Regions from separate parts of the Mus musculus genome. Here region 1 is linked to region 2. Evidence: chromatin loops called from intact Hi-C (ENCODE). Cell type or tissue: left cerebral cortex. All regions are shown on one strand. Links, peaks and the distances in the headings refer to the core of each region. The heading gives the core; the rest is flanking DNA.

Region 1 (12,940 bases), core at 1,765-9,764, 340 kb before region 2:
ATCAGGAAACCTGAAACAAACAAAAAAGCAGTTCTAGATGACAGGAAACCCTACTAGAAAGCTACAGAGAGTTCAGTGTGGAGAGAAATCCCTTCATCTTTACTTAACAATGACTTAACTAAAAATAATCTATGAATATCTGAACTTATTTTACCTGATTGGACTCTAATTTAATAATTTATACCCTGCAATTCACAAGTTTTATTATATAGATCTAAATATAGTTATTGAATATATGAAATAGGGCTAGTACAAATGAGGAACTAAATTTAGGTTTTATTTAATTTTATTTAGTTGTAATTGAGGTAAAATGAAGACTAAAGCAATGAATAGTATTTTCCTGCAAACAACACTGTTTGGCATGGCTACATGTGGCCTTAATTATTAAAAATATAAGACACAGTGATCCTTAATGGATTTTTGCAGATAATATAGAAAAGAGTATAAAAGATCTTAATATTTTTGTGGTTCACATATTAAAATGTTAATATTTTGTACGTAATGGATTAAATGAAATATGCTACAGAGATATATTCAAGGTATTTATTTTAGTTTTTCTAATGTGGTAGTGGAATTTTAAATTGTGTAAATGGTGTATATTTTGTTTCTAATGTATGGTTCTTCAATATATGCCTATATTTATATCGAGACATTTAAAATAAAGATTATTTTTAATGAACTATTTATTTGATTGAGCAGTAATGCAAAAATCATTGTTTTAAAGACGATAGATAAGAGTTATATATAGCCGTTTGGAGAGCCCGCCTAGTATCTAACTTTGTGGATCGTTGCATTATTTATTAGTGAATGTCAAATGGGTTCTTTACTTTTTACTTTTTTATACAATGTTGGGAATCAGAATTTAAAGGACACATTTACCATTGAAGAATGGTTATAAAAACTACATGTCTTCTTTGCTAAATGGTTGGGAAGTTGAGGAACCCAGGAGACATTTTTAGAAAATAGTTTTTATAGAACATGCACTACTTTTTTATTCACATAAAGTGAATAAATAATTATATGAAGCAGATAATGATGTCTAACAACAGCACCATTTTTTTATAATGTCAAAATTTATTCTCAATTTTCTGAAAATATTACTCTGATGATATAACCTTTTAAAGAAGACTTTAAAATAAATTTAGACAAATGCAATGTTATCCTTCAAAAAGAAAAATGAACACAAGCTCATGGATATAAGTGGCTGTAATCTATGGCCTATTTATATCCTTAGTGTGTGCCTCTGGGAAGACACCATAAGTAACTTCAGAAGTCAAAGACATATGGACAGGTTCCCTTCCACTGACTTCCTGAGAAAGTGTCATCCAACTAGGGGCCCTCACAGGCTTGCAAAGGTACAGAATAGAACACTTCACAAGACAGTTCAGGAAGAACTGAGCAGGTAGTCAGAATTCAAAGCAATGAGCCTACAAAAATCATAATATCCTCTGATCAGTGGAAGCAAAATGAATAGGACCGTCTCTGTCTTGTGCTTTGATTGTACCACATGATCAACCACTCAGTATTGAATAGCTAACATATTGTCCAAATATTGACTTTTTAAAAAAAATCTCAGGCTACTATTACATTTCTACCCTGCAAAGATTCATGTTTAGTGTAAAGAAAATAACAGATATAGGAAAGGAGAGACTTTCTGCAAGTTACATTTTATGGTAGTATACAAAGTAATAGGTTTCAATATGGAATTTTCATACATGTGTGCCATTGTAGTTCTGTCTTATTTATCTCCTTATGTTTTGAGAGAAAAAAATGTATACTTAAAGTTACCACAAAAAGTATTTTGAATTTTGCTTCAGTTATTTTTTTCATAGAAATCCAATTCTTCAATGGTAAATATGTCCTTTAATCCATAGTGCGTGATCAAGGCCCCAGAGACAAGCTTCCCTTAGACCCATTAACAACACCGATAGACCCAGGGATGCACAGCGTCTGGTTTTAGGGACTTATAGGCTGAAGCATTGTTTGAAGTCTCGATCTTAGCTCCTTGAGCATTGGGAAAGGGATCTCTATGTTAAGCTAGACAACTCATGTAAGGACTTTATTAATATGCAGAATTATTTAAGAAATTGTCCAGTTGACACCAGTTGGCACACCACCTAAGAAAGTGTCCAGTGATACCGACCAGCTCACCACATTTGGCTCATTTATTACATTGCTTTGTTTCTTCAGAAGGGCTTGGTCAAAATGGGAAAAATGGTGGTTAATTGCCTCTGCTGCAGGTACATCAAGCTGGATGCTATTATGGTGTGTACTGTATAAATCTCTATATATTTTTGTATGAAAATATTTTGTATGTATACATACATGTATATATATATTTATACATGCATATGTATAAATGCTGTATACTGTATAAATAGGACTGTTTTTTACTCGGGCAGTAAGTGATTTTGGCCTCCCAAGTGCTGCATTGAAATGCTACTATTATTCCATCAACATATGTGAATAGGGAGAACTGATGTGCACTTTCAAACAGGAACCCTTTTCACAAACAAGTAGGTGGCCCACTGAGAAGGCATGTCCTTTTCAGTTCTCTCTGGGGTGAACTCAGAAGCTCTGCCCTCTTTCTATGCCTCTGCCACTACTGATTATATAATCAAGGTCATGCCAATTAATTTCTCTAAAAGTCAACTTCCTCATCTATAATATGAGGATATTAAATCCCACATTATTTTCTTCCCAGGATTATCATGGGATCCAAATGACGCAGAAAATATAAATATATCTTAGGAGGAAGGTGGGGGGGGGGGAAGGAGGGCAGAGGGATGAAGGAAGAAAGATTGATTTTCCTGAAAAATTGGAACAATTTTAACAATGATAACTCTAACAAAGTGCTCATTTTGTTACTGTTTCTCATATTAGGAATCTCATGATGGCAAGCAATAGGAACCAACGCAAATTAGCTGAAGGGGAACAAAAGGTGGTACTAAGGACAGGGAACTGTTTCCTGGTATCTGAAACCAGAGACGCATCAAGTTCTCAGCAAAGAACTGGAACTGATTGCTTCTCCTTTCATCTCCTTTATTTGTTCTCTGGCTGAAGCATTAAAAAAAATAATAACTAAATTCAGATCTCTCTTGCCTGTTCAAATGTGAAAATGCTCTGGCTTCCCACAGATCCACAGAATGCATTTTGCAGACCCTGTCATGAAAGGATGCTGATCTGGTTCCAAACACAGATTCTAAGGGAGTCTGGAATGTTAGATGAGGAATGATTGAGGTTACAGAAAGGAAAGAACAGCGGGGTGAAGACGGTTGTTTCCCCTTAAGAAAGCCCCTTACCCTGAAAGTATGCAGCGTTCTGTGTACCTTTCCAAGCCACTCCCCCATGGGAATGAAAGAAGAGAAAAACAGTAGTATGGTAACAGAAACAGACTTTCTCTGAAGGATAGAAATATTTCCTTTGGGAGGAGAAAATAAAGATACTTTGAGAAAGAGTTTGAAAGAAAAGGGAGATCTTGAGGGCATCTCTGGCAGCGGTATTTCAAGAACAAGAGAGGTTTAGGGCTCTCTGTTGCAGAAAATTAGAGGCATTGGATGTCTTCCTGAGTGGACTGAAGAACAAGAAGAACATACAGAGCAGAGCTGGAAGGCAGAGACAGAGAATCGACTTGGAATAGAGATCTCCCCAGAGTACAGGATCTTGTCCAAAAGCACCCGCTGCACACTTTATTTATTTATTTATTTATTTATTTATTTATTATGGAACTTACTTTGTGTGCATATGCGTACGTGTGAGTGCGTGAGAAAACGTGTACACATATGCACATAACTTAAGGTTACTAAAGAGACAAGAGCTGGAGATTCAGGAGCAAATCCATGTAGGTGCTGGGAACTGAGCATGGGTCTTCTGTAAGCAGTACCCACTATTAGCTGCTGAGCTATAGTTCCACACTACAGTTTTCAGGGTAGAATACATCTGCTATGTCACTTTTAGTTTTAGTTTAGTTTAGAAAATTTGTTTTCTCTGTAGATATTATTAAAGGAGGAAATTGTGTGTGTGTGTGTGTGTGTGTGTGTGTGTGTGATGTGTATGTGTGTGTGAGTGTGAGTGTGTGTGTGTGTGTGTATGTGTGTGTGTGTGTGTGTGTGTGTGTGTGTTCTGTAACTGCCACATGTGATGACCACAGGACAGAAGGACTGTGAGTTAAAGCAGCAGCACGGACAGGGCCTATTCCACTCAGAGTGGCCAGAGAAGGTAGGCAGCCACTGACTTGGGGTTGTAAACATTTCATTTTTTTTTCTATATTCCATTCAAAGGCTTATCAAGCAATTACAGCAGATCCAGTTATCCATTGTCAGATGAGGAAACTACAGACAAGCAAAGTCTCAGGGCAAGGAAACCTCAGAGCAGACAGAAAGCAGGACAGACACCACCTCAGGGGCTCCTCTATTGCATTGAACTTGCTCTCTTTAAAAATTCTGACAGTGACAGAGCCAAGTGAGGTAGCCTGCCTTAGCAGCAGGGGTCCAAGAACTCATTCCTGTGATTAAAGACTTTTAGTGCTTTTTAAAGGAATCACTAAGGTTATATTTAACTTATTCTCCAGTGTGTATTTGTTGGATCTCCACTGTCTAACCAGTACCAGGATAGATGACTGTCCCTTGCCTCTGAGAAAGAATAATTTGATCAAAGGAAATCCTAAAATTAGGTTAAAAAAAAACCCAAGCAACTGAACAATGATTTTCAACTCACAATGATGATGAAAGCAAGTTAGAAATCTGTGGACCAGTGTGCTTGGGCTTGGGCCAAACGTTGTAATACAGGGAGGTGTGGAGCCCATACACCCACCCAGGTGCAGCAACAGAAAGAAACTCTCACAGATAGCTTGGTTGAGTCTCTGTGAAGAATGCAAGAACTTAATTCTTACAATTGTAATATAAAATGTTTTCCCCCTTTATTCTATATATAGCCTAAAACATTGCATATTACACCCAATAAGCTGTTCATATTAAACAAATGCTTTCTACATTCCCTAGTATTCATATGTGGAATAATGCTGCCACCAACAATAATTGAGACAGAACACCCCCTTACTCATCCCCCACCCCGGTTCTTCACAGAACACCTTTGGACCAGCTCCATTCTTTGTCCCCCAGCAGGCCTTCTGTCAAGTCCCTGCTGAACTAAACAAGAGACATACTTGCTAGCCTTCCAGCTTCACCAGAGCCCCCGCAGTGAAAGAAAAACAGCTGAGCCAGCAGGAAGCAGGAACAGAGGGAGAGGTGTCAACAGAGCTATTTTAAAATCCAATGTAGTAAATAAACAGACTGCAATAAAGCCATGGCAGGTAGCTCTGAGAAGCTAGCTTCTGTGAGCCTGGTCAAAGCCTGGCTTGATCCTCTATTAGAACAGCATTTTTGAAATTATGTTTACCATATGCCAAACAAACATTGGAAGAGAGGAATAAAGGTTTGAAAGTCAGATATAGATAGATAGATGGGTAGAGAGGGGCACAGAGAAAAAGAAAAAGAAAACACACATGTAACCTTATTGTTATCCAGCTACAAGCAGATAATTCACCCTGAGTTTGGCTATAAAGTAATTTCTCCCAGTTAGATCTTAACCAGACCTCTATCTTAATCTTGATCCTCAAAGCCCTTAACTGTCCCTTCCATCTTAGTCACTGTATTGTAGTCATGAGCACGTGATGGAAAAATTTTATACATCTTATTTAATCATTACAACTGATGGCAATCAGGGACATCTATGGACAGCTGAAAGTGACTCCGCGAAAGTCAGGCATCTTCACAGCCAGCTTTTAAAGGATCCTTGATCAAGACACGCCATCACTAGCTGCCCAGGAGGCCGCACATTTTTGCCCCTGCTACATGTCCTCTCAAGGATGCGCCAAGGATGCAAGGAAAGTTATTTTCCCCCTTCCCCGAATCTCTTCTGTCTTCTCTCTCCTAGAGGCCACCTCTGTGTTCTCTTCCCTTTAATAAAAAAACCTCCCACCTGAGACCTGTCACGTGGTCCCATCAACAACCCTTCGGTGTCTTCAGTTTTAAAGACAACAGTCAAAGACATTGCTAGCATTCTGTCTAAACTCTACCCTACAGTTACCTGGCAACAATCAGGTAGTCCTGACCCATTGTAAAAGGGACTTCTTGTCTGCTCTTGCCTCTTTCGTTCTCTCATGATTCTCTCTTGCTCTTGCTCTCCCCTTCCCCTGCCCTTCCCTCATTCCTCTCTCCAAGTACTCATGGCCAAGGCCAGCTTCACTTCTCTGCTCTTTCTCTGCCTCTACTACATGTAGTAGGTTCTGATCAGAAGAGCCTAAATTCCAGCCTGCTGACTTTGCATTCTGCCTGAGAGTGGAATCATTCCGCCCAAATCTTGTTTCTTCTTGCTGTCTGGTGTTTAGTCCATATGTATCATAATTCCCTAAACACTGAGCTGAAAGTTCGAAATCCCCTCCTTGACTAACTTCTTGAATGGCCCTTGAGGTTCATGACTCAGGCTGACAGTTCCAACTGCCAAATCAGTAGATTCATGGTGGTGTTCTCAATTGGGTGATCTTCCTAACCCTTCTGCCTCAGTCTAAGCCACAACAAATCCTAGCCTTGAGCTGTGGCCGCCCCTGAGGTCTCTCCAGTCTGTAGCAGCACACTTTCTCCTTTGGCTTTCCCAGCATTTATGATCAATCAGGATCACATCTAACACAGTCTTAATGTCTGCTTTCAGGACTGGTGCCACATTCTTGTAAATGTGGTTTCATTATTTTCATAGCAATTACCCAATGTTTATTTCACTTAATCGATCAATTTACATATTTAAAAAATATCCTCCTCCAACTGCCATTATTTCTACTGTTACTGTCTTATTATCTACTGTACCCCAGTGCTAAGAAACGGTTCTGAGCCTATGAGAGGTCTTCAATTAATAATTTTGAATGAATTAAACAATGGATTCTATTCCTGAATTTAGCTGCTTACTACAGTTTTTCCTGTGGAAGGCATTGGACACAAAACAGGAAATGAGAGAGACAAAGTCTCGGCCCTTTTGAATGCATACTCAAGAGAGAAGATGATAGATAAGCAGTATCAAAACTTGTGCTATATGATAAGAGCTATCATAAAATCATAGTGCAGAGTCAAGGAATGAAGAATGACGTCGGTGGACAGAGATAACTCCCCATCTGATAAGGTGACATTTGAACAGAGAACTGAATGAAATAAGAGAATGAGTCAAGGAACTCTCTGGCTAAAGAATGCTCTAGTTAGATAGGATGTACGTGCAAAGGCTCCGAGAAGGGATGCATGTGGAAACTTCAAGCAATAACCAAGAGGTCGGTGAGGCTGAACTATGGAGAGAAAAGAGGAGAAAGGGAGACACTATTGTGGCTGAAGGGAGTGGACATTGCACATCAAGTAATACCTTGTAAGCCATCGCCATCCTAAGAGGCTTAGAGAGGACTCTCCAGATGGAAAGTGAATAGGCAATACTGACATTTTAAAAGGCTGACTCTAGTCACTGGGTGCAGAGCAGTAGTGGATAAGAGTGGGCACAGAGAAAGCAGAGAGATGCTCCACAGATAGCCCAGTATTTGCTCACCAATGCAGCCTGCATGGGAAGGCCTCTGTGCATCAAAGCGTGCTTTTGTGTATTTGCCAACCATCTGTCCTGTTGAAATGGCAGGCTCACAAAAAGCCACAATTACAAGAACCTTATGGATGGTCTAAGTCATCACATTTGTGCTTACATGCAAGGACACTGCAATTAGAAGAGCCTCAAACTTGTAAAGCCATGTATGAAGTTGAAGACAGAACTCGGAACTGTCCCAGGAGTACCTGGTTACTGGCTGAGAGAGTCTCTTCCTCCACTCCACTTTCTATTGTTTGTTTGTATGTTTTTTTTGTTTGTTTGTTTGTTTTTTGTTTTTTCGAGACAGGGTTTCTCTGTATAGCCCTGGCTGTCCTGGAACTCACTTTGTAGACCAGGCTGGCCCCGAACTCAGAAATCTGCCTGCCTCTGCCTCCCAAGTGCTGGGCTTAAACGCATGTGCCACCACAGCCCAGCTCCTCCACTCCACTTTTGACAGTGTGCTTTCTCTATACATGTTCCAGATAACATTTTAAAAATAACATATCATGCTCAATTTACTACTTATTTATTTGTTTGTTTGTTTGTTTGTTTGTTTATTCTGAAACCTCTCCCTCCTCCTCCTATGCCTCCTATGGACCTCGGGAATGACCACCTTCAGCAGGAAATTAAATCTCCCAAATAGATTTCAGTCTGAGGAAATGAAAATTGTCCCAATAATTCTGAGTCACTCAAGATGCCTTCACATTCACATGCACTCAGAGATTATCCTGCAGCTTAATGATAGTGTCTCATATTCTCTGTAACCTCTATTTATAAATCCCATTCATCGTGCCACTGTCCATGAATTTTCTTCAGGGAGACTAAACATTGCCGTGGAGCAAGGTCCATCATTAAAATGAAGCTACTCAACACCAAAGATGCTTTCAGTGACTCCAAGCTGGCATGGATAGGTAGTAGTATGCCTCAACCAGAGAGGATGCCGGCCCAGTTTCTACGTCATGGTGTTGGGAAGATGTTCCAGCTTAGTTCATGTAATCAAGACACACCCACCCACACAGGAATGTCTAAAGGTCTCTTTCCTAGGTGAGTCCAGGTTTTGTTGTGGTGACCAGTGGTTCTAACCACCACATCCTTTATATTAATTCAACAGTCCTGCACCCAACCCACACCCTACCCCATCCCACTCCACCCCAAAATCTTCACTTAAAAGCTCACATGACCTCTAATAAGAATGGTTTCAGCTTGGGATCTGTAAAGCAAATTGAAAGCAAAGGCCAGGCTACCCCACCTATATTTCGAAATATTCCCAGCTAGTCCCCAAACCAAATTCTTTTGATTTCCTAAACAGGAGCTTTAACCAATGCAGTTAATGGAGTGGGGTTCATAAGCCAAGTGTGTTCACCCTATATCCAATGATAAACACTATCCTTCTGATCTGTCACTCACTCCTTGGTCCCCAGAGGTATCTTGGCTCCATCTCTTCTGAGTTTCTTCTCGCATACTAATTTACTCCAACCTCAAACCAACATCTCGGGTAACTTTTGTTTGTACTTGTAAGGGTATTATGAACAGAGAAATTGTTTCTGGAGTACTGCAGTCTCAGTTTAGACTCAAATGGGACCAGGCCATTTGATGACTGAGAACTGTAGAATCTTCAAAGCTGATATAGGTCTAGAGTGCTCAAATAGATGTTTACATCTTAGACTATGATGAATAAGCAGGAACTGTGCACCTCTTTCCCTCACTCCAAGGAAGTTTTGTTGGCTGTAGCATTCTTTTTGTATTTCTACCTCTACAACCCAAAGTCACTTGGCCTCTGATTTATGACATATCCTCATTCGTTTGAAAATAATGGTCAGCTCAAATGTTTCTTCTCATTCCTACATTAAATACCCACAATTTTCCCCCAAGATATTTTATAACATAGTTTAGTGTAGGCTGAGATTTTTCAAAACCTACATTTAATAAGGATCCTCAAATGGTTCAAACCTCCACTTCTAGCCCACCATCCAAAGGTAGAGGAGAAAAGATGGTAAATAGGACAAGGAGATGTGGATCTGTTTAGAAGTAGTTCTTTGGGGAAATTCCAATCTCCTTTTGTCAGAATACCAGCAATCCAGTTCAGTAGTCTCAGGATACCAAACATGAATCAGCAGACGTGGAACCATCCAGCAGAAACTGCTAGGCTTCCAAATCAGCATGGATCAGTGGGAGTGACTAGGATCATCCAGGACACCAGGAAAAGTTCTCTGCTATCCCTCTCTCAATGAAGCAAAAATCAATGAAGACTTGAGACTAAGTGTTGCAAAGCTAGCTACGCAAGCACACTGTCACTGTCTGTTGAGTTCTATTTATACTCTCTCCAAACATCACATATCCTCCCATGAGTCCTGCCTCAGCAAAACAACACGTGAGTCTGCATCACCTGACATATCCAGAAACTTCCATTTCAGTTTAGAGCTATTTCAAACCCTGATGCTTTTTAGTTAATTATGTCCCAATTTGTTTCTTGATGTGTGTGTCTATCTTAGCACATGAGACTCAGCATCATTTAGCAATAGAAAGAAGTAACATTCAAAACCAATAGTAATATGGTAAATCAAAGGAGTCAGTTATAAAAGGCTAGATATTATATGGTTCTTTTTGTTTATGTAAATGTCTAGATTAGGCAAAAGAAGAAAAATGAGATTAGTGATTTTCTAGGGCTGGAAGAATAGACTGGATTAGGGGGAATGGCTAAAGGATATGGGGTTTCTTGGTGGGGCACAAAACATTTCACAAATGGTGTGGTTGTAGAACTCTGTCTCTACTAAGAGCCACTGAACTGAACATTTCAAATTGATAGGTGTTATGGAATTAGTATAGCTGTTAAAACAATCACGAATTTCTGAAGGGAAACGTGTGTTCAGACGTAGGTTTTTAACCTCTGTAATTTCGATTTTACTCTTTCACGTACTCTATAGTAGATGATTTCGTAATGGTTGTTCCAACTCCTTGATAATGTTGCTGAGTCATATTTTGCAAAATCATAATTATGTATATTACTAGTGTGAGTGATGGTTACCATCTCATATCTGAATTACCAATGTCATTCACTTATTAGTATAGTAAGTAACTCATTTGTTTTCATCTAATGCAGAGATTTTTCCTTTTATATCTCTATTACCTAACTCAGAAGAATGTACGCACACTTAGCACTCACTGTAACAAGTCCAACTATTTACCTCAATATTTATAGTTCTTTTTAAACTTTCATTTTAAAAGTTCATTCCATTCATTTCAGTCATCACAGCAAACTTCATTTCAATCATAAAATATTGGCCATCTTCTGTTCACACTTTGCCTATTAATCTTTTAGTTAGATATTCATATGAAACAAAATATTCCCTAGTCTGGACTGAATGCTTATGTCTCCTCAGTACCCTTCGGCTGAAGCCCTAACACCCTGGTCTGGAAGGCAGAGCCCTTGGGAAGTACATAGAGATGGAATCCTGAACGTGGCGGGCCAATATCAGTATGAGAAGAAAGAATTCTCTTCTCTCATCCCTGGTCCTCTTTCCTCAAGAAAACCCTCACTGGAGAGAGAGCTGGATCCATTGGCCCTTTAATCTTAGATTTCCAGACTTGAGAAATAAATGCCTGCTGTTGAAGTCATGTGATCACCATACTTTGCTATGGCAACCAGTTCAGGGCTCCAGTGCTCAGTTCCCTGCCCACCAGCTTCCCTGGAGAGTTCTTCCAACATCCTCTCAGAAGTGAGGATTATTTCCTCATGTCCTTGACGAGCTTTTCAAAGGGAAGGGGCAATTCATATAAGTCTTTGACAATTCCTATACAAGGTGTGCAGCTTCACCATGCCTCAGTCCTGTTTCCCTTTTGGCTGGCCCCACACTTATCTGGCCTGAACCGTGGAGGAAGGACAGTCAACTGATGGCTGCAAATGGCCCAGTCACATTAGATTTCATTAATTCTGGAATTCTTGATGAACTTTTGGAGTGTCAGGAAACACAAAGGAGGTAGAAGGTGACCGAGTACCCTAAAAGTGTGCGGGTTTTGTTCTATTTTGAAAGAATCCAACAAAAAGCGGAGGGAGTTCTTAAGATTGCTTATCTTGTGCCCCGCAGGTGTGACTCTAACAAAACGGAAACCTATAAGCTCTGCTTGCTCTGAGGGACCCAACCTGAAGCTAAATATTCAAATGGGAGCCAGAGACTAATTGCCTAATTTTTATCTCGTCGAGGAATGTATTTTCTTTGCTAGTGGCTTCATCATCTAATTCATCAACATTTCTCCTATAATCAGCAGTGCAACTGACAGGAGAGTCCAACCTTCCACCTATGCTCCTCCCCTCACGCTGGATGAAAAGCCATCTAGTCCTTGGCCTGCCCCTGGAAAGATGGACTGTAGTGTAGATCAACAGCTCATTTAAAAGCAAGGAAGCTAAGGCCTACAAAAAGAAATGCCATGCCTACTGGCACAGGAGTTACAACAGAGCCATAAACCATGGGTAGGCAGCTTGGCAAGACACTTACAAGTGCCCTAAAGGCGATCCATTACCACAGAGGCCGCAGACTTGTTTGTGTGTTTTACTGCTCACGCCATTTTAAAACAATTCTTTGATTCTTTGTCAAACGTTTCTGTCGGATTAGGAAGAAATTCCTTAGAAATGTGTTCCCTTATGAAAAGGGAGGTGAGCATAGATCAAAGGGAGAGCCAGAGGAAAAGAGAAAAGGCAAGGGAGGAAGTGAGCATTGGCAACCCCAAGACCCCAATTCCCGCTTGGTTGCTCCCCACTTCGGGTTTCGCAGGGCTCCATTTCTCGCTCATTTCGCTCTATTTCCCACGGTTCTTTACCTAAGCCTACACATTTTGTAAACCCTTGGGTGGCTGCAGGCTCCGGGCATGCTCAAATGCCCTGGACTGCCTTTCCTCACCCCTTGCTCGCAACTTTGGCAAGCGTCCCACTCGCGCTCTTAAGGGGCAGGTACCCACGGATCCCCCGCAGTGGTCTCCAAAGCGTGGGAGGGGGTTAGTGAGCTCCCAGGCGGAGCTGGAGAAGTCAGCGGCCGCACGGGGCACCTCGTGGGGGGACCTGCAGGAAAAGCTGGGCTCGGCGATCACGCGGGCGCGCGGCGGTCGGAGGGGGCGCTGTCCGACGGCACGTGCGCGGGCGGGCGTGAGCGCGCGCTGGGAGTGGTCGCGGGGCGGGCAGGGGCGGGGCCGCGGCGGCGCGCGGACGCCGAGCTCGCTCGGGCTGTGCGCGGCTGCGGCTCGGCCACGGGCAGCTGCGGTGGCGGCGGCGGCGGCGGCGGCGGCAGAGCCTAGCGGTCGCAGGGATTCGCGGGCGCGGATCGCGGAGTGTCGCCGGCAG
Region 2 (12,940 bases), core at 2,918-10,917:
CCTGTTTATCAAAATAGACAAGGCCTAAGAATAGGCACACACAGTATTTTAGTTTACTTCATTTGTTTTAACTTTCAAAATGGGTTCGATTTTGAGCTTTGTGGTTTTACTATTCCTCTGGAAGAGAGAGCAGGCTACAACTTTCCTGGTTGCCAACGGAAAGATATGCTGTTTTGGAGAAAAGGTTTTGTCTTTGCATGTTTAGAAAAGGTGATTAGGGTCTTTACACTTTCCAGAGTGGTATGGATCAGATATGATGAAGGGAGACCCCCAGAAGACTAGACTCAAGAGGATCAAACGAAAATATATCTTGATGATACTAAAATTTTGTTTTCAGATTTGCATATTACACAATATACAGCCTTGGTGAGACTCATTGTAAAACATGCTGAACTGACTTGCTTGAACTCCTGATGTCCTGGACTTTCAGCCGGATCCAGTCAAGATACAGACATCAGAGACTAAATCAATCGTTGGTGTGGCCTTCTTAGGACAACCAGATCTCCTATTTTCTCTATTCTCTCCTCCCTTCAAAATATCTCAATGCCCATATTCAGCTTGAAGAAGTTATGAAGAATTGTTGACCCAGTTCCCTGGGCTTTGGGGCTGAAGGGGGTTATTATAGGTTGTCTTTCTAGGGAATGTAGAAATGGTCTTTATTGGAACAGGGAGGAATAGCTAGAATTGATTGCATAGCCATAATCTCATTTGGTAGAAACCTTTTTAATTGTTAGTAAACTGGAGTCATAATTTCTTATTTTGTAACAGAATTTATTTTGATGCAAAACCAAGTTTTCATTGGTATAAATTTCCTCTATTGATACTAAAAATTTTAAAGTATAGGGCTTAGACCCAGTCCTTCTTTTGCTGTTATTATAAACTGATCTGAGATGCTTACGTCTGTGAATTAAGGGCCAAATAGCAAATGCATGGCTCCGAGTTTATTGTTAGGGTATTTTCAGATATTTTAATTAGAAATAGCTGAGAGTAGTTAACAGAAAACAGTCCAGATTACTTTATATAGATAGTTGGTTTTCAAAAATGTCAGAAATCCACAGAATGTGACATTTAATGTTATTTATTCACTTGTGGTTGAGACAAGTCTACTCCTGACAGCATTCCCTTTCTTGGATTCAGAGAAGAAATTGAGCATCAATGGAGTTTCTCCAGTTGTGACGAGATAGCCACTAGGCAAGATTTGCCTCATTTCATCTACAGACACAATTTACAGGTTAGGACAGCTTAGTTGTGCTGAGGCAGAATAAGCTAGTCCTTCATTTTCTGTTTCTCTAAGTCTGTCAGATGATCCTGGGCCAGAAGGCTGAAGAGAGATGGATACTCTAACTTACTGACTTACTGGGGCTGTACAGGTAGGCAGCTGTCTCTACAATTTGTTTCAATTCTGGAAGCTGTGTTAGGCTTCCTTTGTATTTTCAGTTAATGGTGGTCATTTTCAAATTTCTGATGGGGTTGAAAAACTACTTATAGTCTTATAACCAACCCAGGCTAATTACTTTGAGAGAATGGATTTGAGAGGATGGTTTTCAGATAGCATACACTCTGAAAACCAAGACATAAGTCAAGGTAGAATCATAAATCTCTTAACTTAGGATGGATGACAATGTTCTGTCTTGATGACATAAATGATGGACTGGGTGTTAGGTCTATCTTATACTTTATAAATTATAAAAAGGTAATAGTTGTGCCCTGTTTATATTTGAGAGAAAGGTTTTGTTTTTTATTGGAACAGAAGAGGGGATGTATTGTGGATGGACCTGGTGCTGTTTGTATTTTGATGCTAATTCCACTCTCCTGGGAGGAGCTGCGGAGAAGGAGTAAGTAACATACCAAGGTGACTTCTTGTGAACCAGTCCCCTAATGAATAAGGATCCACCCACAATCCCTGGGCAAATAGTCAGGACATCCATGTTGGACAAAGGAAGAGAAGGAGGAGGGGAAAGTTAGAGCCTTTTGGTGGGGGATAGCGTGAGGACAAGATGTAGCTACTAGTGTCTCCCAGCTTATGGTGAATCTGCTAGAATTTGTCTCCCGAGAAATTAGATGTAACAAGGCTTACAAGTTAGGATTTTAGTTGTTGCACCCAGCGATTGCGTTACCATTGTTTGTGCAAAACAGAAAAAAAAGAAAGAAATATAACAGTTAGGACTAGGTGTCACAACTGTGATTTTAATTGGCTGTGGCTTTTACAATGGTCTCTGTTGCAAACAAAAGTTCCTTGTTTCATAGTGAGGACTATGCTCACCTGTGGGTAGAAGGACAATTGCTGCCTGGGTAGATAGGGGTCATGCTGGTAAAGTGGCAGGTATATGTTCTTCTATTCAAAATCCATGAATATTCCGGCCTCAGAGAGTTGGTTAGGTTTCCAGCCCAGGGGTGATTTCCCTGCACTTTGTTCGACTCTGCCCTTTGCCTAGGTCCCCTGCCACGATGGTAGAACAGTCTAAACTTCTATTATACAGCAAGCAGCACAAGGACATGCTAAGTGTTATGCAGCTTCTCTTGGTAACTGCTCATCTAATATATGTAGACATTCTTCTCAGTATTCCAACTGCACTATTACTGTTGTCCTTGTGTCAAAGGTGTGGGGTGTGCTATAACAGAATTTAAGACCTCACTGCCAAACCTCTGTAGTCAGCTGATAAGTCAAGGTCAAGGCAATTAGTCTATTCAGTTGTCTGTTATGGCTTCAAACAGCAGTATTTGAAAGGAAGAAATCACTTTTCTAGTCTGAAAATACTCCCTTTAAATAACAAATCTCACATGTAGCCAGAAATAAATAATGCTCATTGAGTCCTAGTTGGTATGGCATCTCATATTGTAGTCATACAACTGTACATGAAAACAAGCACTCCGGAATGGCACAGTTCTTGCTCAGCTGCATCTCCCTTGTTTATTGGCAGTCTTGTTGGACTAGTAATGGGGACTTACATGAGTTACTTGATGATTTAGTTTAAACTATAGCATGTTTCCAATACAGCTCTAACGTCCCCACTTGTTGTACAATGGGAGATTAATGTCACCAACAGCAATGGATATTAAATATTCCAGCCTCCTCTGCTTGGAATACTTTTAAAATGTAGGGGGCTCAGAGGGCATGTTGTAGTCATTGATCACAAAGGAAATACAGACACTTGCTGAGCCTCTGTGTAGTTGGAGTTTGAGGACAGACCTCTTCTGAAATAAAACTCTAGGCTAAAAAGCAAAGCAAAGCAAAACAAAGCAAAGAAGAAAAGAAAGAAAAGAAAAGAAATCGTTGAAGTAAAAATGCTGCTTTTAATAGGTTAATCTCCCTGCTACATCCTGTAGACAGTTACATGATTATCAGAAAGTCAAGCTGTGTACTTCCATTATTTTTATTCTCTGTGAGTTTAATAGATTGCAAACTGGTTGTAATTCAGCGCAAACGGAAAGCCTGAGTGGTGGAAGTCATTGAATCTGTCTTAGAATAATCCTAATGCAGAATTTATTCGTGAAATCCTGGAAATAGTGCACAACAAAGTGCAACTCCTAATTAATTTAACTGGAATTTGTGAGTTTATGAAGAACTAATAAGGGCTGGAGAGATGGCTCAGCGGTTAAGAGCACTGACTACTCTTCCGAAGGTCCTGAGTTCAAATCTCAGTAACCACATGATGGCTCACAACCATCCGTAATGAGATCTGATGCCTTCTTCTGGAGTTTCAGAAGACAGCTGCAGTGTACTTAGATATAATAAATAAATAAATCTTTTTAAAAAGGACTAATAAAATTGTAGATTTCACTCATTTAAAGAATATACAAGACTTCTTTACCTATATGGGTTTTGGGTGGCTTAGGGTTTTTTTGTTTGTTTGTTTGTTTTTGTTTTTGTTTTTTTTATGAAGTATGAGATAATGTCCTGCCCTTGGTCAGTAACAGAACTTGCTATTCATAGGGAGAAAGTAAAACCATTTTGTTAGGCCTGGTGAGGTTATGTTTCAAGAAAGTTAACAGGAGAAAGCAAAATTTTTGAGATGAGTTTTTGTTACATATTAACATACATACACACAAGAAAAACATATATATACCTATAATTTATGATTAACGTAAATGATAATAATTTTCAGATATCAAAGCATGAAAATAAATGCATAAAATAGTACCTGACTTCTCTATTCTCTTTTTAGGGCAGCCTGGATATTCATTCAGAATTTTAATATTGAAAAATTCACTAAAATGTTTCAAGAGCTTTGATTTTCATTTAAACTTTCATAAGCATGAAACATTCTTGTATATTAGAGTAAAATTATTACATGGCAACATTTTAAAATATAAGAGTTTTTTTTTTAAAAACTAATGTATTATTAAGTAGACTATGAATCATTGTTGGCTTATTGTCCACTTAAATGTGTTAATATTAAAGTGTCATTGAGACTGGGTTGCAACCCCGTATAGGGTGCTTGCAATGCGTACACTAAGCCTTGCTCAGTCCCCAGCAAGAGGAAGAGAAAAGGAAGGGTAATTAACCTGAGCATGCGCCATCCAGGCCAGTCTTGTGCTGTACGCATTTCATTTCGCCATGTTTCACAGTAGAACTATGTTCTGGTGTATGGTTTTAGTTTTCTAATATGTCAGAGAAAGTATCCATCTACAGGCAAGCCCGTTATTTGCTTCACAGTTACTGATAGTTTGAAGAATGGCTGGGTTGGGTCTCTAAAGGATTGCTCTCATTGCTTAACTCTGCAAGGAACAGAGTTTTTCTTTGCTTGTGAATTATCTTATATTCTATGTATAAAAATATACACGCTCCCATTCATATATTTAAGTGGGATAAATATTCTGATTTTTTTACATTTATTTACTTTGTTTGTATGTGGAAGATATGTAAGGACTGTGCAAATGTGAGACAGCCCCCGAGAACTAGCTCTTTCTTCAAGCTCAGGTTATCAGGTTTGGGGGAAAGTGCCTTTTATTTGAGAGCCATCTCACCAGCCTGATATGCCAATTATTAATTTTGTAAATAGATTTATAGCAGGCATTACTTTTTCTTCTGGACAGGATGCTCTGCATAGCAAATCTATGCTGAGGCTAGGAACAGCCGTCCAGATCTTTTTTCCAGTTTAAGATTCTTAATGTGTTAAAATTTAAATATTCTCCATTGGTCATAATAGAAAACTTTCAATGTTTGACACTCTTTCTTTGTCAGAAGAGAAAACTAAGCAATATACATTGAAGCAAAATTTGACAATTTTCAATTACATATGTTGCTTAGTTTTGTGACAATTTGAATTGACTTTAGAAAATAAGTCTTTCAAATAAAACAATGTTTTTGCTGTGAGTCTCATACATTATTCTTTATCTGAAAGGGCTCATAGTAATTAGAGGGCCATTAATGTCCCCTTGATGTAAATCAGGGTCTCTTGTTCTTTTATGTGACTCTTTTATTATTATCTGGTGTGACAAATGTGGCTGGAAGGAAAACTTATGCCATTACTAATGAAAAATGTGTCATCCCAGCAGTGTCAGGAAGAAAAAGTGTCGCAGGGAATGTTTCCTCTAATGTGGTAGATCGGTGACTGAAAAAGCACTGTAATAAACAGAGTAGGAGAATTACTCTCATTTTTAGCAGAATGAAATTTTACTGTGACTTATGGTTTATGAAAGAGCATTCATTAATAAGCAGACAGTTGATTACAATGCGAAACACTGTAGTTGTGAACCCTCAGATGATTTTTTTTTTATACTCGACACTATGAACTAAACAGCATTTGAAACATAACACAGGATAATGGGAGATTTAAAACGTAATCACCATTCAGATTTAAACAATTAAAAGCCACCGAATATAACAAGACCATGCAAAGAATGGTCTGCACATTCTACAGAGACAGAGGTGCTTCAATAGTTTGTTACTTATGGACTTCTGCAAATTATGGTGATTATCAGGAGACAAGCACACACTATTGAGCTAGAAGGACAGGATGAAGTATGATTTTTTTGTGTACTTGTGATATCTGTTTCATCAACATTATTGCTAGTCCAAAGTAGAGCTGCAACACTTGGTTTGAAAACACATAATGTAAGTGTGCCCCCATGTGGCAACAGAATCACTTGTAAGAATGTCTTCAGAAAGGCATCAGTGCAAAGGGCTTTATATTTTTTTATTTTATTTTTTATTATATATTTTCTTTATTTACATTTCAAATGTTATCCCCTTTCCTAGTTTTCCCTAAAAAAAAAAAAAACCAAAAACCAAAAATCCTATCCCCTCATTATTACCCCTGCTCACCAACCCACCCACTCCCTCTTCCTGGTCCTGGCATTCCCCTACATTGGGGCATCAAGCCTTACAGGACCAAGAGCCTCTCCTCCCATTGATGATCAATAAGGCCATCCTCTGCTATATATGTGACTGGAGCCATGGGTCCCTTCATATGTAATCTTTGGTTGGTGGTTTAATCCCTGAGAGTTCTGGGAGTACTGGTTCATTCATATTGTTGTTCCTCCTACGGAGCTGCAAACCCCTTCAGCTCCTTGGGTTCTTTCTCTAGCTCCTCCACTGGGGACCCAAGGTGCTTTTTAATGAATTCCACTCAAAATAGAATTAGTCTATGAGATAGAACACATAAGTTCTCCCATGAATCTTACAAATGGTTTCTGTTCAGCAATCATAACACTTTAGCCTGTGTCTCCTTATGATTCAGAAGTGATAAAGCCACACAAATAAAAAGTTTCTTGTGTTTATATTGCTGGGTGAAGTCAAGTTTAAATAATTCTCAGCTAGTGTTTCAAAGGACATTTTGTGGCTAAGTGGGAGATGGACAAGGTAGGAACATGTGCACTAGGGAGGGTACTAGGTTCAAGGTCTGAAACACTTGGCTGACCCTTTATGAGACATGTGCAGACTGCCACTAATCTATATATTTTGTTCACCAGTTGGATTGCTGACATTTAGAATAAAAGTTTTCCATTTGACAGAGTTTGAAACTCCCTTTCCAGAAAGTACTCTCTCACAGTCAACAACTCTCACAATATTGTGAGATGAGGTACATTAAGTCTTTTCCTTATCACTCTAGTCTTGGGACCAGCAAGCAAAGTCTAATCCACTGAGCAGTCCATGCTTCTGGAAAAGCTCTGTGGTGGCTGACAGGGATCCATGAGTTAAGGGCATAGCAGATTTCTCTGGTAGTACAGTGTGTCTGCGTTGGCCAAACCTTGCGGACAAATATCTAGTGCAAGAAAAAGGTGAGAAATGTGCTCATGCAAGAAGAGAAGCCTCAGATAACAGAGGATGGATCCATCATCGCTATGATGGATCATGTATATGTGTATCTGTGTGGCATTCATTTCGGTGTGTTTGACTGTCCTTTATGTGTTTGAATATGAGACGGTAAAGCACAGGACACTTCTTTGAGATGCTTTAAAGTAACTGATTGTCCAATTACAAGATGGGGTGCCCTTTTGAAGCAGGTGTGTTCACTTTAGCCAATTTAACATAACCTTTCTTGGTGGGAATTTCTCAGGCATTAGTCAGTCTTCCAGGTTTCAGATAATTTCTTTCTTTAACCACAAATAGTGTACATCTATAAATATAGATTTTATTTTAAAATTAAAACAATAAACAACACTAGACTTTGTTTTCTCCCTACTAAAAGTTCTGCTCCTTAGTAAAAATTGATACTTTAATACCTATTTTTATATTGTGTAAGATCTTTCTTATGTTTAATCATAGAATTGCAGGAAAGAATCAGTATCAATTTGCTCCTTCCTTCCTTCCTTCCTTCCTTCCTTCCTTCCTTCCTTCCTTCCTTCCTTCCTTCCTTCCTTGCTTCCTTCCTTCCCTTCCTCCCTCCCTCCCTCCCTCCCTCCCTCCCTCCCTCCCTCCCTCCCTCCCTCCCTCCTTCCTTCCTTCCTTCCTTCCTTCCTTCCTTCCTTCCTTCCTTCCCTCCTTCCTTCCTCCCTTCCTTCCTTCCTTCCTTCCTTCCTTCCTTCCTTCCTTCCTTCCTTCCTTCCATTCTTCTCTCTTTCTCTCTCTCTCTCTCTCTTTCTTTCTTTCTTTCTTTCTTTCTTTCTTTCTTTCTTTCTTTCTCTCTTTCCTTCTTTCTCTCTCTCTCTCTCTCTCTTTCTTTCTTTCTTTCTTTCTTTCTCTCTTTCCTTCTTTCTCTCTCTCTCTCTCTCTCTCTCTCTCTCTCTCTCTCTCTCTTTCTTTCTTTCTTTCTTTCTTTCTTTTCTAGAGCCCAAACTATCTGGGCATGGTTATGCATGTTATTGTTGTAATAACACCATGAATAGAGGCTGAGTCAGGGTAACAGAAGTTCTAGCAAGAGAGGGATAAATGGTGAAGCCATGACAAGCCCAGGATACATGAGCTCAAAATAATTATGTGTTTTGGAAAGACAAATTGGATAATGTTGACTACTCCATTAGAAAGTGAAAACTAAAGTTGAGTCAAAGTAAACACAAACCAGCAATAGTATTAATATTCCAAATAATACAGTTTTCTCTCTTTTCTCAAATATTCTCCATGAACTACCAGAGAAAGATAGATTACATGAGAGTAGTAATAAAGCATCAGACATAATTAACATATTTGCTTTCTGAACTTGAAATCTTATAGCATTGTCTATCTCCATCAAAATGCTGTCTGTTATATACTTGTTGATTTTTCAGCCAGAAAACTTTATCCAATGTCAGAGCTGAATAATTCTTCAGGATGCTTTTGTCATTGATGTCTTATACACTTCAGTAATTTACAACTTCTACTAAAAAATTTAAAATTAAAAACCACATTTTTAAGAGATATTTTAACCTCTTTCTTTTTTGTGGTTTTTGATCAGGGGAGGAATAAGATACAGATAATGTAGTAAGGATCTCTTATTTAGTGTAGTTTTCTGTTTTGTGGCAGTGAAATAGATCTACTGACATACAATCAAGGTCAACCTGAGCTGCAAACTGGTAAATGCTTAATTTCTTCTTCTTTGCATTACTCTTTCATTGTTAAAAAATCTAGTTTAATCTTTTATGAATCATTATCAATTTCATGCACTAGTATAAAAGTCTGTATAAAATAGATATATACCATATATGTTTTCTCAAATGCAGAAGCAATGAGTGTTATCGGAAATGCTTCAAGTTAAAAGGACAGACACGTTTTAAAAAGGAAAAGAAATGATCATCTTTATCTTCAGGTAAGTAAGACATTTTGTACAAGCTTTCAGTTTGAAAGGCATCAATTTAAAGAGTCAGAATTTAAGATCAGTTTCAATAGAGAAGCTCAAGAGCTAACATATAAAATTTCCTCATGTCCTTGCTACTATTACAGAAATCCACAAAGCAAAAACAACTCTATTAAGGAAACCTTTTAGTCTTAAGCACTAGCATTGTAATTCTAAAGCCCAGGATATCACTTATAATAATATCCAATTCCAATCAGAAAAAAAAAAAAAATATATATATATATATATATATATATATATATATATATAATACATGCAATTTCCCATCAGCAAAAGCATGTACTGTGTATACTGTGGGGCACCCTAATTGAAGAGCTGATGACTAAAAATATATCTTGTATCATTTTGTACAGTTTCTGTAGTATAGACATGGCTTTGTATGCTTATCAAAATCTACCTGGAAAATATTATAGCACATTCTATTGCTTACTCTATGATTAAAAATTGGTCCCCTATAGGTCATTTCCAAGAAACGTTAATAGCATGAATGTATATTGAGATCATTACCAAGATACATGAGATTCTAGCAGTAGAACATAGCAACTCTACCCTCCGTTCCCCAAGAAAACCGAATCCTGATATATGTGACACCACAGTAACATTTTTGTGTGATTTTTTTTGTTTTATAATACTAGTTACATTTCTAAATCAGTTAATATTTATACAAGCTAATACACAGCACCTTTTTGTATTAAAAGGACTATAGCTATCACAGGTGATGTTGCTCAGAAGAGCCCACAGTCTTTGAGGTTCTCTTTTATTATTATATCTGTCACTGCATCAAACACAAATTTGACATTTTGTGTGTCAGTAGCACAGGTCATGTGAGAATAGATTTCCTTATCTTCTTTTTTTAAGTTCAGGTCTAGAAACTGGTTCTTGATGTAGTTCCCTGCATCTTCAAATGTGTTTGGTCCTAAGTGAAGAAAGAAGTGAAAGAAGTAAACATTAATCTCATCTTAAAAATCATGTGGCTATAAATAGCACCAACAAGTTGTATATTACTATTTATATATGGAATCTTTATGCACATCATCTCTCAATTTCAAAGTCAATGTGTCCAAGGTCGGATTTTAGAAATTTGTGTAGCACCCACATGGTATCATATACTATGCCAGCTTTTCTGGAATTTCTGAGTTATATGTTATTTCATTTAGATGCATATGTAACCACATTAAATAAGAGGAAGCTGTGAATTTGGGAGGCAGGAAGATGATGGTCAGATATGGATGGGGTAAGAATGAGGGGGTGCAGAGAGAAATGATATAATTTTAGTTTTAAAAAAATTTAAAACTGGCATAACAAGGCAAATAACACACACTCAAACACATACCTCATGTTATGCTCATGTACTTATGGATATGCTTCAATACAAGCTAAAATAAATAAGACTATGACAGATGGCTAGGATGCAGAAAGAGTGTTGAGCAAGGACTTACTAAGAGAGAAGAGAAAATGTATGAAGGAAAGCAAGAAAGTGCAACTGATCATGGTCGGTGACACTCCTCGCCTGGTCCTTCTGACTGGAGTGGGGAAATAGACTGGAATTGGGAAGATCTGGTCAGGCAAATGCATGAGTTTTAGTAGAGGCAGTATACAAATGAAATGGGATAAATGGTAAGGCAGCTCTTTGGCTTGACTGCTGGGTAGACTGAGGAGCTGAGCTGAAATGTGGACAGCTATAGAGAGTGGCCCTTAACTCCATGTGTGAGAAAACTCTAGTGGAATGACACGCAGATCAAATGGGGAAGGGTAGACATAAAATAGGAAAGCTGACAGACATGGAGCTGCTAACTAGCTAACTGATTGGCTTCACACCAAAAAATATATATATACTGAGGACACCATAGAAAGGACCCTGAAGATTTCCTAATGAGTTAGAGATAAAATTTTCACTTTCATACTTTATTGCTCCTAGAAGAAAAATAATAGGAGAAAAAAAGCATTTGCATCGTATAATACAACAATGATTAGAGGTGGCTCAGTGACAGAGCTGAGTTTAACGTGCCTAGTAAAAGACCATGGGGTCAATACCCAGTGCTAGTAAATAAACAAATGAATTAAAAGACAATAAAATAAGACAAAGATGAAAAGCTTGGGATAGTAAATATTAACAAGAATTCATAATCATAGGAACTATACTTAGGCTAGTGGGAATGCAAACTGTTCCAGTCACTGGGGAAGGCTCTACACTGCACAATTCCAGCAGTTTGAAATTCTGGAAAATGTGAAACAGTAATATTAGAAACATTTATAGTTTCTGGAGTTTGGGGACTGTGTCCTTCCCCCCAGCCTTGAGCAGGCTAAGCAGACCTTGAATGCTTGCCTGCCACAATGGGTTTTACAACCTAAGTTATCTGCACCTGCAATTTTTTTACAGGAATTTAGAGGAGCAGACTGCCTGCTGAGCTTGCTTTACGCCATAATCCAGCTGAAACAAAGGATGGTCAGTGGGCTCTCCCTATATAAACTGAATATGCAGTGCTGAATATGAAACTTTGAGCCTGGATCAGAACCTTTGTCTTGGCTTCATTCTTCTCTCAAACTCACCTCTTTCTTACTTCCAGCCCCCCTTTCAAGTAACCCAGTTCACCCATAGCCACTGCACAGCTACATATATAGGTGAAACCTTGGTTATTTGAGAACAATAGAACTATTTCATATTTTATTGTAGATGTGGTCCTTGGCACCAGGGGGTATCATAGAAACTCTTAAGGGGTGGGATCTCGGGGGAGGTCTTTTGTGTGCCTTCAAAGGGGACTGTAGGATTCTCAACTCTCTCTCTTTCTCTCTTGCTTCTATTTGATAGAGAGCTAACAGGCTCCCTTTGCCACAATCCCTTGCCACAGACTGAGAAGGAACAGGGCTAACTGACTATAGATTGGAACTTCACAAATTATGAGATTAAGAAAAATGCCATTCTTGTTACCGTCTGATTTACCTTGGGTATTTGTTATCTTAACAGAAGACTAATAACAGGTGCCAACATTTCATGCATTTAGCAAAACACACAGAGAACAAGGCCTAATTAAACTGTGGACTTCAGTTAATTTTGTGTCAACATCATTCCATCAATTACAACAAGCACACTGCATCAATACAAGATGTGACTAATTGGATCCTATGGGAGGGGGGACAGAGTAAATACATAAAATCTCTGCACTCTCAAAGTATTCATATATCTGAATAAAACCTGCTCTAAGAGACTGTATTAATTATAAATATGTCCCTTAACTGTGTCTATATTTAAAGTACATTATTAAATATAGATTCATGATTGTACTTATCACATGGTAGATGTACAGGCATTATAGATGATGTTTGCAACTATAGAATGACACATTCTAAGTAAAGATTAGTCAGCATAAATACCTACTTTGACAGACTACCATGATCTTAGGACATCTAATACCCAGAGAGTCAAATTAGACATACATTTATGTTTAAATCTCAACCATTTCAGTCTTAGATAATTTCATTAATATCAGTGCAGCTAAGTTTCTCAACGTAGTCCCTAAAAGTAAACCAACTGTTTCATGTTACATGGTCTCAGTAGCAACTGACTGATAGGATTAGCAATGAAATGGTGGGACATTAGGAATTGAAAGAGAAGGGACACTGTTGCCACATCCATTCCAGTTGTTCAATAGACTACAACACTGTAGACTCTGAAGAGCTACTGAGCTCCAGTGTGGTACTGTGAGCTCTAGATAATGTGACTACAG

What was found. Peaks named below come from ENCODE experiments on the same cell type or tissue, not always from the same donor. Only the 100,000 strongest peaks of a DNase experiment are listed, where the experiment ranks them.
Region 1: a loop joins it to region 2, with 4 times the contacts of the local background. A loop is called at or near these places in 2 of 42 quality-filtered maps.

Annotation. Positions count from the first base shown.
Region 1 is chr5:18,360,320-18,373,259 of GRCm38, reverse strand. It overlaps Gnai1 (guanine nucleotide binding protein (G protein), alpha inhibiting 1), which reads left to right and starts at 12,847. Exons shown (of 8, transcript NM_010305.1): 1 at 12,847-12,940. In left cerebral cortex, for the core only: no CTCF peak of the experiment used is centred there; no DNase peak of the experiment used is centred there.
Region 2 is chr5:18,016,669-18,029,608 of GRCm38, reverse strand. Gnat3 (guanine nucleotide binding protein, alpha transducing 3) reads right to left here. Exons shown (of 8, transcript NM_001081143.1): 8 at 9,941-10,131. The coding sequence ends at 9,941. Among named protein-coding and RNA genes, the nearest start is that of Gnat3, 61 kb to the right of the region's middle. In left cerebral cortex, for the core only: a CTCF peak has its summit at 6,073 (motif pointing left); DNase peaks (open chromatin) are centred at 6,059 and 10,543.